2 separate regions of the Homo sapiens genome follow, and region 1 is linked to region 2. A link is an interaction called in ENCODE POLR2A ChIA-PET data of the cell type or tissue named here. Cell type or tissue: MCF 10A. All regions are shown on one strand. Each heading gives the region's core, and the rest is flanking DNA. Links, peaks and the distances in the headings are about the cores only.

Evidence for each region. Peaks named below come from ENCODE experiments on the same cell type or tissue, not always from the same donor. Only the 100,000 strongest peaks of a DNase experiment are listed, where the experiment ranks them.
Region 1: POLR2A ChIA-PET joins it to region 2 with 5 read pairs; 2 of 35 experiments call an interaction of 5 or more read pairs at or near these places.

What each region holds. Positions count from the first base shown.
Region 1 is chr20:62,587,515-62,593,597 of GRCh38, forward strand. No RefSeq gene overlaps it. Among named protein-coding and RNA genes, the nearest start is that of LINC02970, 13 kb to the right of the region's middle. RefSeq lists enhancers at 1,316-1,823, 4,255-4,755, 4,756-5,256. In MCF 10A, for the core only: no CTCF peak of the experiment used is centred there; a DNase peak (open chromatin) is centred at 2,997.
Region 2 is chr20:62,302,670-62,308,577 of GRCh38, forward strand. ADRM1 (ADRM1 26S proteasome ubiquitin receptor) reads left to right here and starts at 328. Exons shown (of 10, transcript NM_007002.4): 1 at 328-380; 2 at 899-1,112; 3 at 1,792-1,908; 4 at 3,528-3,651; 5 at 3,979-4,065; 6 at 4,702-4,783; 7 at 4,927-5,159; 8 at 5,352-5,509; 9 at 5,699-5,801. The coding sequence starts at 900. RefSeq lists a silencer at 1-437 and an enhancer at 3,117-3,620. In MCF 10A, for the core only: no CTCF peak of the experiment used is centred there; no DNase peak of the experiment used is centred there.

The DNA of each region.
Region 1 (6,083 bases), core at 1,844-4,343, 280 kb after region 2:
CCTCCTAGAGCGGAATGTCCTAGAACGCTGCAGCCCAGCGAGCCACGTTTCCTGAGTGTAAGATCAGAGTGGGCCGCTTTGGGGTTCATCAGCTGCGGGGCAGCATGGGCACAGGCAGACAAGGCCCGGGGGAGGGAAGGTGACAGAGAGCAAGTTAGGGAGCCGGTGACCACTTGGGGACCAGAGCTCAGATCCAGAGGGACCCCCTGGGTGTTGAGAACCCTGGGAATTAGTGTGCCAACTCCTGCCCCTCTTGGTGGGGGTCTCTCCAGGGCGAGTGAAGTCCTAACACTTAGCCAGCCCCACACACCACACACTCACACCCAGAGATGTCCTCGGGTGGGGGGCGCAGGCACTGAGGAGGCCTGTGGGGTGCCGGGGTGGGGACCCCGTCTCTGCCGCAGGTATCTGCAGCTCTGCCACCAGGCTCTTTCAGCACCAAGGAGAGCAGCTGAGGGGCTCCTGTGTTCCTGGGGGCCCGTGTGCTCTCTGGACCTGCAGCTGGTCCCATTCTGGGGTCCGTGCCTGTTCCCGGAAGCACGGATCCCAGGCAGGCAGTGGGCTGGCCTGGCCTGGTTCTGGGAATCACTTTGAAGGCAGTGTTTTATGCCACTTGCCTGCCAAGGCAGAGAGTGCTGCGGCCATGGAGGTGACAGCTTCCCGGGCGGCGACTGACGTGGGGAGGCTTTGCTGATTCATTCTGGGCATGAATAACCAATTTCCTCAAAGCTGCCGGGGTTTGTGAATCAGGGTTCCCAATAAGAATGAACAAATCAAATCCATCTTCTGGGGCCTTTCATGGGACACTCTCAGCTCCCCAGTGCGTCGTGGGGTTTATAGCATGGCAGTCACTGGAGTGAGCTTGCTTAGAGATCAGCGCCCGGCCCTCTGGAGCTGGGAAGTACAACCTGCTGCAGTGCCCACACCTGTGTGGCCACCAGGCTGTCTCCAGACCCCGGCTCAGGCAGCTCCAACACTCGCCAAACCCTTCAAACCCCAGCCCTCTGCTGGGGTATCTTGGTGGGTGCTGGACAAGCCCCGTGTTCAGATGGGGCTGAGTCCCTGTGACTTTGAGTCCCTCTGACCACTAATGGGGAGAGAAATGTGTGGACAGCCGATGCCAGCCATAAAATCCCCGTGAGAATTACTCAGCCTGTGGGAAAATGGCCAGTAGCCGGGGGCCATCTGAGGGCAGGAGAAGGCTCCAAATCAGGAAAATCTGCCACATAATTGAGTGCCTGGGGCGGCTGGTGAGGCGTGGACAGGGCTAGGAGCTGAGCCCCACCACAGCACCTGCCCACCCCTGGCCTGTGCAGCAGCTATGGCTGGTGATCCCGGACCTCTGTCTAGGCATCAGACACAGGACCCACCCTGGCCCTAAGTTCCTCCACTGCAGCCCCTGGAGCTGCCTCCCAGGAGAGGCCCAGTGCCGGGGAGGCCTAGAGGCTGCAGCGTCTCCTCTCCACCTGGCTTTCCTCTCAGCTGCTCTGTTTAAGGAAACCCTGACTCACAGGCCAGAGGAAGATCGCCCGGCAGAGCTCTCAGCTCCCCAGGGCTTCCAAATGAAGTTTCTTTTAATAAAACCTTGGTGATCAGACAGGAGGCCCAGAGGTATCTGTGTGAGGTGGAGAGGGTCAGAGGCTATGGTAGGGGTGAGGGCTCAGGCAGCTGGCCCTGAAGCTGCAGCTCTCCCTCTGGGAGTGCAGTGGTCCCGACCTCACAGGCTCAGCCTCAGCCTCAGCGGGGTGTTCCAAGTCGGCCTGGAGTCCCCTCCCCAGCACTTCCACCAGTGAGCTCCTGCCACCTGAGGCGCACTGGGGAGAGGCCAGCTCCTCCCATAAGCTTCCCAGCACCCACAGCGAATGTCTGCCCAGCAGGGCAAGGGCACGAGGGGGCAGGCACACTGTCTTCCCCGAGGCCTGGAGCTGGGAGCCCAGAGGTATGCCCTGGGTGGGCGGCCTTTCTCCTTTACTCGCTTTTTTTCCAAGCCAGCCTGAACTTAAGGGGGGCGGTGCACTGCCAGCTGAAGTTTGAGGGCCTGGCCTGGGGAGGTCCGGGGGGAGACATCTTATGCTTTACCAGCAGGAACTGGGTTAGGACAGGGCTGGCACAGACCTGGGGATGTACGGGCCCTTCTCTCGACAGGAACTGGCATCAAAGATTTAGGGGGGACCCTAATACAGGGGAGAGGGTCCCTGGCTGAACAAGCCAGGAAGCGGCAAGCGAAGACAAGCCAAAAACCATGTTTGGGAGCAACGAGGCGGACCCCGGCCTGCGGCACTGCGAGTCCTGATCTTCTGGGCCTGCACACGTGGGTATGTGGGAGTGTGGTCGTGCACAAGAGTCAGAAGGCAGTGGAAGCTGTGTTGGGTGTAAAGTACTGCACATGTGACACAGTTGTACACAGATGCACACACACGTGCACACAAGCGCATGCATACACAAACAGAAATGTGTTTGTACACATCTCACACCCATATGCATACGCCTGTGAACACATGCAGACAAGCATGCACGCTTCCAGGTCCAATGCAAACCCACTTGCACAAACACACACACGTACACACAAAGCCCAAAGCAAAGCTGGCCCCTGGGAAGCACTTTTTGGGAAAGCAAAGCAAAAGTGTCAGCAGCTGGAGCCTGGTGAGTCTTGGAGCACACCCCACCTCCCCCAGTTTCATGCCACTGACGACAGGGTTTGGGTATCAGCATGGTGACTGGTTGGGGTCTGTGTTTGCAAACACTGTGCCAAGCACTGCTGGACACAGCGCATGTGCCACGGAGCTCTGGCCCCAGAGCCAGCAGGCAGCGGGCATGAGGACTCCAGTCAGAGAGAGGGGCTGCGGGAGAGGGAGGGTCCCGGCTGGCTGTGGCAGCCACGGGAGAGGCAGCCACATGGTTCCATTAGCAGCCATCTCCAAGCTGGAGCCAGAGATGACTAAGGGAGTGCGGAGGGATGGGACGCGGTCCAGGAGAGCCTCACCCAGCCTCCTCCGGCAGGGCCTGCCCTAGTAATGCCCGGTGAATAATTCAGCAGAGGCCAACCCAGACAGGAAGTGAGCAGGGCGGGCTTCAGGCCAGGCAAAGGGCAGGCAGGACATAGGTAGGCGGAGTGGCCGCCTCTGCTTGATGGATTTGGGGAGAGCCGTGGAAACCAGGACCTGGGGGCCCAGGGACTTGCTGAGGGTCCCCCAATGAGAGGAGGGACCTGCTGACCCCCTGCTGACCGCATGCCCTCACTTTTCCCTGCACGCACTGGCCCTGCCTCCTGATCCTGCGGGTGCCCTGCCTGGCACTCCCAGGCCCTTGTGGGGCTGAGTGTGGTGGCTGCATGTGGAGGGGTGACGTCTCCCCACCCAGGAGCTCAGGGCAGGACCCTCATTCTGGTTCCCTGAGCAGCAGCCCGGGGTGTCAGCAAAGTGTGGGGCATGGACCCCGTCCCCTCTTCCCCTGCATGCTGGGGTTCCCATGTCCCCAAGTGCATTGCACACTGGCAGCCAGACCCACGTGGCTGTCTTTCCTGCACCGCGTGCATCAGAGCTCTGGGCTGTGACCACTCTGAAGGTGGCTGTCCTTAGATACTGAAGACCCCTGAAGAGGCCGCCCCACCCCCTTCTGACCTGCTGTCCCATCCTTTACCCTCCAAGGGCATTTCTCAAACTCAACTGCACACAGAACCCCGAGGCGCACGTGCTCGAGGCCCCCGCTGGGATCTAGGTTCTGCAGGACTGGTGGCATTCGGCATTTGAAGCAAGGTCCGGTGCAGGAGGGCAGCCCACAGCCCTGCCACTCAGAAAAGCTGGGGAAGCTCCCTGCGGATGTTGGGAAGCTGGGCAGAGAGGCCACACGGGGGCTGGGGGGAAGCGCTGGGAGAGGTGAGGGGGAGCTACAGGGAGAGCCCAACTCCACTTCAGCCCCCACCGTCACTGTCTTGATGGGGCTCAGGTGGACATGAGGAGGGCTCTGTGCTATGACCTTGGTGCATCCTGGGGCCCTCAGAGGAAGCCCACAGAGGCACCTGCACCAGCCCCAGGCCCCCACCAGAGCTGAGCCCCAGTGGAAGCGGCTCCATCACAGGGGCCATGCACATGGCAGAGAGGGACACACCCCAGGAGGAGCAGCACCCAGCATGGGCACAGTGCTTGTGCATGTGTCCACATATGTGCGTGTGTGCTTGTGTGTCTGCCCGCATGCATATGCACGTGTGTGTGCATTTGCATACGTGTGTGTATGTGTGCATGTCTGCATGTGCGTGTGTGTGTCATGTTGGAGGAGTGGTGTGCCTGTGTGTGTGTGTGTTCACGGTTGTGTGTGTGTATGTTGTGTTGGAAGAGTGGTGTGCATGTGTGTGTGTGTTCACGGTTGTGTGTGTGTGGGTGTGCACGCGTGTGTGGGTGCTGTGTTGGAGGAGTGGTGTTTGTTTCTAAACAGAGCTCTTCCATGGCAGTAAAGGCTGGGAATGCGTGTGGGGGTTACTTCATTCTTCCCTGGCCACAGTGTCTCTATCTGCCTCCCAGGCCTGGCCTCAGGCTTATTGAGGAGATGCCCTCAGGATCCCTCCAAGATCAGCAACACCCCCACCTCTGGAGCCAGGGACCACCACGTCCCCAGGTGCTCTTCAGATGCAGGCATCCCCGTCTGCCCGCTGTGGCCCTGCAGAGAGTGAGCTGGGAGGGCTGACTTCAGGGCTGGGTGGCAGAGAGGCACATTCTGGTGGAGTCCGCAGGCCAGTTGGCAGCTGGGCAGCCCAGCTGGTGCAGACAGCCCCCATGCCTGCCCAGGGCCAGGCATGGACCCCATGGCAGCAGACTCCACCCTGTGAGCAGTCCACAGGCAGCCTGGAGCACAGCCCCTCTGTCTGCTGAGGCTGGGTTCAGACACCCTCAACCCCTCTCAACTGTGTGCTTGGGACTCACCTTGGCCTCCTAGTGTCCCAGTTTCCTCACTAGGATATAGGCAGCCCTGGCCTCTAGGAGGGCTCAGAGAATAGACAGACGAGGCCACTGCCCCCAGGTGGCCCACATTCTAGTGGGAGGTGCCTGGGAGGAGCACGTGGAAATGGTGTCTGGGTTTCATCAGAGAGGATGGGAATGATGGAATAGGGGTGATGGGCACCTGCACAGGGAGGAGGAGCTTTGGACGCACAGGGCTCAAAGCAGATGGGATGGTGGTGCTCCCCAGGGGGAAGGGGAGTGATCCTCCCCAGGGGAATGGGGTTGTGATCCTCCCCAAGGAGAAAGGACACTGGTCCTCGCCATGAGGAAGGGGCATGGATCCTGCTCAGGGGGCAGGGGATGTGGTCACCCACTGGGGCTGGGGAGAGTGAGCCCTCATGGTGCACATGGCAGTGAGTGTGTGCATGCGTGTATGGGTGTGTGTGTGCGTGCATGTATGGGTGTGTGTGGGTGTGCATGCGTGTATGGGTGTGTGTGCGCATGTGTGTATGGGTGTGTGTATGGGTGTGTGTGTGTGCATGCATGTATGGGTGTGTGCATGCATGTATGGGTTGTGTGCATGCGTGTGTGTGCATGTGTGAGTGTGTGTATGCATGTGTGTGCATGCATGTATGGGTGTGTGTGCATGTGTGTGTGTGCATGCATGGGTGTGTGTGCGTGCATGTGTGTGTGTGTGCATGCATGTATGGGGGTGTGTGTGTGCATGCGTGTGTGAGTGTGTGCCCGCCTTTCAGCCGTGTTCTCAAAACTGTGGATCTGCTCAGCCCTGAGGGAAGGCTGGGCCATACCCTAAAAATCGATCTTCCCTCTCAAGGTGCCCCTGTGATCCGCTCAGCCTCCTGGGCTCAGGGAGACTTCTCCACCTTTAACCAGAACCAGAATCAGGCCTATCCAATGCGCTGCCTTTCAGGTCGCGGAGCCCACACAGCCTAGAATCCATCCTTCAGATGTCTGTGTTCCTTTGGACTAAGCGGCGGCCCTGCTCTCCAACCCCTTCCATGGTGGTGTTATCTGGGACAGCTTTGTTAGTCACCCTCGGGTCCCACAGGTCCTAGTAGGAGTTTCATGGGCAGGAAATGGCCCTGCTCCTGGTGGGATTGGCTGTCAGGGCCCCAGGGTACCCGAAAC
Region 2 (5,908 bases), core at 2,968-5,467:
TCGGCCCCACCTGAGCAGTTCCCCAGCGCCCCTCTGAAACCCGCCTGTGGTCCCTGGCGCCGCCTCTAGGGGCCGCCGCCGCTCCCCTATGACACAGCAACAATAGGGGCCGCTCTGGTCCAAGCGCCCTGCGGCCCGCGCTTCCGCCGGAAAAGAGCCGCCGGCGCGGGGGCGGACCGGGGAGGAGCGAGTGCGATGGACGGTCGCCCTCGCCAATCGTTGGCAGGTTAGAGCCGGCTGCGCGGCTTACGGGGCTCAATCGGCGGCGAGAGCGGCAGGCGGGGCGGGCCGAACGCGGGTTTCCGGCGGGGCCCGGCAGGCGCCGAGGAGGAAGAGCGAGCCCGGACGGCGCCTCTCGAACGAGTGTGGGCGCGAGGCAGGTGCGGGAGTCGCCGGGCCTGGGGCGGCCGGGGGCGACCGGAGGCGGGGGCAGGGGCTGCTGGACCAAGGATGGGGCGGGGGCAGCCAAGACGAGAAGGTGGCCGGCGCGGCGGGTGGGGCCTGCGGGGGCCGGGCCGGGCGGGGGTTCTGGGGTCTCGGGCGCCGCCCCGGTTCCGCCTGCGGCTCTGAACGTGGGGCTCGGCGGGAGCTCGGGCGGGTCTGCCCCGCGGAGCGGGTCGCCGGGGTGGCGCGTCGAGGCTGGTGCCCCGCGGAGACGGCGTCAAGCCTAGGGCCGGCCCCACTAGGCTTGGCGGGGCTGCCCCGGCCCAGCGCCGAGTGCGGGCGGTGCGATCGTCGTGAGCGGGGCAAACGCGGAAAGGCAGCCCGGCGTGTCTGAGTCTGCCTTAGGCAGCTCTGGGCGCAGGCCCCCTGCTCGCAAACACCCCAGGGGGCGGGAGCTTGCCGGACCGCAGGCGACAGTGACCGCCGCGTCTCAGCGTCCTCTCCGCGCTTTCAGGATGACGACCTCAGGCGCGCTCTTTCCAAGCCTGGTGCCAGGCTCTCGGGGCGCCTCCAACAAGTACTTGGTGGAGTTTCGGGCGGGAAAGATGTCCCTGAAGGGGACCACCGTGACTCCGGATAAGCGGAAAGGGCTGGTGTACATTCAGCAGACGGACGACTCGCTTATTCACTTCTGCTGGAAGGACAGGACGTCCGGGAACGTGGAAGACGTGAGTGTCCCTGAGCCGCAGCAGCAGGACAGGCGACTTCTCGGGCCCTCGGAGTCCTCGCTTTGGAGTTCGCGGTGGGGGCTTGGCCGCATCTGGGGACCGCTCGTGGGGCCGTCATCGACTGCCCTGCTGATGGGTCGTCCTGGTTTCCGCGGTGACAGGGGCATCTCGGCCACTGTGTATCTTGAACTGTCCGTGTGAGGTGCCTGGGTTGGAGGTGTGGCCCTGGAGAGCCCGGAGCTCTGTGCCTGGCCTTGAACTGTCCGTGTGAGGTGCCTGGGGTTGGAGGTGTGGCCCTGGAGAGCCTGGAGCTCTGTGCCTGGCGGCTTCACTCAGTCTTCTTTGTTTTTCAAACTCTTAGTTGTTCTTTGTTACATTTGAGAGCAGTTCAGCGTTGACTTTTTAACTACTCTGGGAATGTTGTTTCCAGCACGTCTCAGAAACCCCGTTGCCATCTGAAAGGCCCCTTTCCCTGCTCTCTCCCCCGGCCTTGCCTTTCATGGGCTGTCTCTGACCCTGGCTTCTCTGCCTTGTGGAGACCCTGCCAGCGAGGGGTCTGGCGGCTTAGCTGCCCCTTGCGCACCCCACCCGGTTAGACCCAGGGCTCAGTACGCTCTCCTGAGACTGGGCACAGTGATGCCATCTGCGCCACTGACTCTCTCTTCCCCTGGCTTGCCAGGACTTGATCATCTTCCCTGACGACTGTGAGTTCAAGCGGGTGCCGCAGTGCCCCAGCGGGAGGGTCTACGTGCTGAAGTTCAAGGCAGGGTCCAAGCGGCTTTTCTTCTGGATGCAGGTATGGGGCAGGCCTTGGGGTTGTGCCTTTTTGTTGCCCTGCGATTCGGTTAGGAACTTGCTTACAGTGTGGTGCAATTGGCTTTTATAAACCAGCAGGCGCCGGCCACACCCGGCCACACGGCCTGAGATGCCACCTCAGGGCTGCGGTGCATGCTACCTGGGGCCGAGGTCCTCTCCCAGAGTACGGAGGCTCCAGGCTGGGCTGCGGGCAACCGATTGCGGTGTGAAATTTCCAGGCAGACAGACATGCTGGCCCTGGTTCTAACGATGCCCAGTGCCCTCTCTCTGCCCCTTGCCGTGGGTCACTGAGGCCCCCACAGCAGAGGCAGAGGCCCCTGTGTGGCTTCCCTGCTGGTGCTCACAGAAACGAAGCATCCTGCTCACACTTTCCACAGTCCTGCCCCTTCCCTGGCAGTGTGTCCTGGAGGCCAGGGGTGTCAGTGCCCAGGGTTTCTCTTACCCACAGCTGCAGAGCGTCTTTTGGGTCTAGAGGCCGCTGCTCATTCTGCCATCTGTCAGTGACCATTGAGCTTGTTGCCGTTTTTTGTGCTGTTACAGGCAGTGTTGCAAAGAATTTCCCGGTACACAGATCATTTTCCATAAGCCAGTATCATCTGTAGGTGAAAACTGGTGGCGGGCCTGTGGTCAGGAAGCGTGTGCATGCGTTTGCAGTGTGGAGAGAGAAGGCCATGCTCTCTGCCAGAGGTGGAGCTGCTGTCCCCACCCCACCCCCCTTGGCACTTTCAAGAGCAGGGGTGGCCCTGGCTGAGGTCTCTGTGGAGCACATGGTCTGTGTTGCTGGTCACCTGTGCAAGTAGTGTGCAGCGGCCTGAGAAAATGAACAGGCATAGCCAAACTCCAGTTAAACTTTATTTGCAAACACAGATGGCGGCCACAATTTGCCACCTGCTGGTGTAGAACGTGTTTTTCCACGGTTTTGCCAAGAAATAGTGTCCAACTGTTACCACCATCTCCCTTTTTTCCCCGATTTTCCTGTTGGTGGCTTTTAAGTCCCCCGTCCCTGCTTTGCCATGAGAGCAGGGACTCCCAGTGTCCCTGGCGCCCTGCAGCTTCCATAGCCATTCGGGGTGTGCGTGGGTGCTCTGCTCCCAGCTCTGTGAGCTCGCAGGTCGATGCTTCTGACACTGATCTGTGCACATGTGTGTGCACACGCGTGTGCTCGATTGTGAGCGCCTGCCGTGGCCCTGGGCCGCGGTGTGCTGAGCGGGCCAGTTCGCTGCCTTCCACTGGTTGAAGGAAGGAGACGGGTGTGTAAAGAACCGCACCCCAGAGGGCAGGAGGGTGAGAGGGCTTGGTCTGGCAGCAGCTAAGTGCCTTCGGAGCTCTAGGCTCCCCATTTGTGAAATGGGCGGAGGGGGACAGGGCACACCCGGGATTGCGGCGGATGGGGACAGGGCGCAGAGCATCGTGCTCAGGAGGCGCCACTGCCGTCCCCTCACCTGCTGGGCCGGGTCCTGTCTCCTCAGCATTGTGTGGCCAGGCACACGCGCCTCTGCGTCTCAGGTCCCTCACCTGGAAGCCAGGTCAGAGGATGGCTGTGGTGGCCCTGGGTGAGCTGGCGCCAGCTCCTGCCCTTACATGCCCTTCCTCTTGCAGGAACCCAAGACAGACCAGGATGAGGAGCATTGCCGGAAAGTCAACGAGTATCTGAACAACCCCCCGATGCCTGGGGCGCTGGGGGCCAGCGGAAGCAGCGGCCACGAACTCTCTGCGCTAGGCGGTAACTGTCACATGTGTCACGTGAGCTCAGGGTTTCCTGGGAGGCCAGAGTCTACTGTGGATGACTCGCCCCCTCAGCACAGGTTGTTTGGAAGTGGAAATAGAAGATTCTAAAAGTTAGAGACCCTGTGAGCTCCCTGGGTCACTCCCCACTCCCACCTTCACGGGGTAGGACGGGTCTGCATCCCACCGTCGCCTCACTTCAAGTGGTGCCCCCTGTAGGGTTCAGGGGCAGCCGAGTGCGGTGCTCAGCAGAGGCGCAGGCAGTGCGGTGGGGCCCGCGTGGATCTGGCTGGGGCAGGCCCGCCTGAGCTGCAGTGTTTTCCAGGTGAGGGTGGCCTGCAGAGCCTGCTGGGAAACATGAGCCACAGCCAGCTCATGCAGCTCATCGGACCAGCCGGCCTTGGAGGACTGGGTAACGTGCGCCACCCGGGCTCTCGGGCAGCTTCTGCTGGGAATGCTTTGAGGCCCGGTCTCTGTTTCCTTTAAACTTCTGCTGGCTCTGTCTGCGTAGTGTCGGGGAGCCTGTGTGTCCGCAAGCTGGTTCCCCTTTGGGAATGCGCTTGTTTGCCTGTGGCTAGAGCTGGGTAGGCGAGGGCTTCTGGGCCCCTGGTGAGGACCCCAGCTGGGTACTTCAGAGGAGGGTGGCTGGCCGAGCGGTGGGGCTGGAGGACTGGAGGGAGCTGGGGTTCCTGCGCCCTGGGTCCCCTGGCCCTACATGGCTGCCTGCCTGCTGCCAGCTCATGGAGTGCAGACCCGTGTGCTTGGCCCTTCAGAAATGCTTGTCCCTTTGGGTGGGATCTGGACTGAATCTTCTAATCTAAGCACATGAATTGTGTAATGGGATGGAACAGAAATGACCTTGCTTCCAGAACACAGCCGCAAGTGTCCACCCGCCCCACGCCGCTCCTCCAGGCCTGTGGGTCCCCACCGCCCCGCTTCTTCCTGGCTTTGGTGTTGGGAATTCCTGCTCCTCTGGCCTGGGGAGGGGCCAGGCTCTTTCTGGTGGGCTAGAGGGCATCCTGAGCTCGCATTTCCTTGCCCCTCGCAGGTGGGCTGGGGGCCCTGACTGGACCTGGCCTGGCCAGCTTACTGGGGAGCAGTGGGCCTCCAGGGAGCAGCTCCTCCTCCAGGTGAGCCTCATCGCTCCTGCCACGCAGGTGCCACGGTGTTAAGGGAGGGGCAGTGGGGAATCCTGGCCCAGCACCCTGGACCCTGCGAGTAGGCCCTGCCGTGTGGGGCGTGTCCGCTCCAGCGGTGCCCTCTCTCTTCGCAGCTCCCGGAGCCAGTCGGCAGCGGTCACCCCGTCATCCACCACCTCTTCCACCCGTGCCACCCCAGCCCCTTCTGCTCCAGCAGCTGCCTCAGCAACTAGCCCGAGCCCCGCGCCCAGTTCCGGGAATGGAGCCAGCACAGCAGCCAGCCCGACCCAGCCCATCCAGCTGAGCGACCTCCAGAGCATCCTGGCCACGATGAACGTACCAGCCGGGCCAGCAGGCGGCCAGCAAGGTAACGTGTGCTGTCGCCTGGAGCTGGGTGGGGGGCATGGGGCCTGCTGACCCTCGCACGCTCACCTTCCAAGGCATCTGCCTAGTGTGCGCGCCTGGGGTGCTGGGGCCATGGGCTGAGTCCCTGCTTGCATGCCTTCCATGTGGGCACTTAGGCTGTCATCGAGCTGATGGCCGTGTTCTTGTGCCCCAGTGGACCTGGCCAGTGTGCTGACGCCGGAGATAATGGCTCCCATCCTCGCCAACGCGGATGTCCAGGAGCGCCTGCTTCCCTACTTGCCATCTGGGGAGTCGCTGCCGCAGACCGCGGATGAGATCCAGAATACCCTGACCTCGCCCCAGTTCCAGCAGGTAGAGGCCGGGCCCAGGGTGTCCTCCACTGTGTGCTCAGGGAGTGGGCAGGGGGGAGGAGGAGGCCCTGCCCCACCTTCACCATGGCCAGTGCTTCATGTGCCTGACCCGCAGAGCTGGCAGCTGAGCAGTGTGGCTCTGGGGTGCAGCCCGGGTTGGAGCTCAGCCCTCGCCTGGCTCTTCTTGCAGGCCCTGGGCATGTTCAGCGCAGCCTTGGCCTCGGGGCAGCTGGGCCCCCTCATGTGCCAGTTCGGTCTGCCTGCAGAGGCTGTGGAGGCCGCCAACAAGGGCGGTAAGTGGCTGCGCCTGCACCTCCAGGCCAGAGCCAGGGGCAGGGTCCATTCCTGTCCCCCTGGATCTGCAGAAGTGGGGCTGAGGGGGTAAAGGTCACAGCCCTTC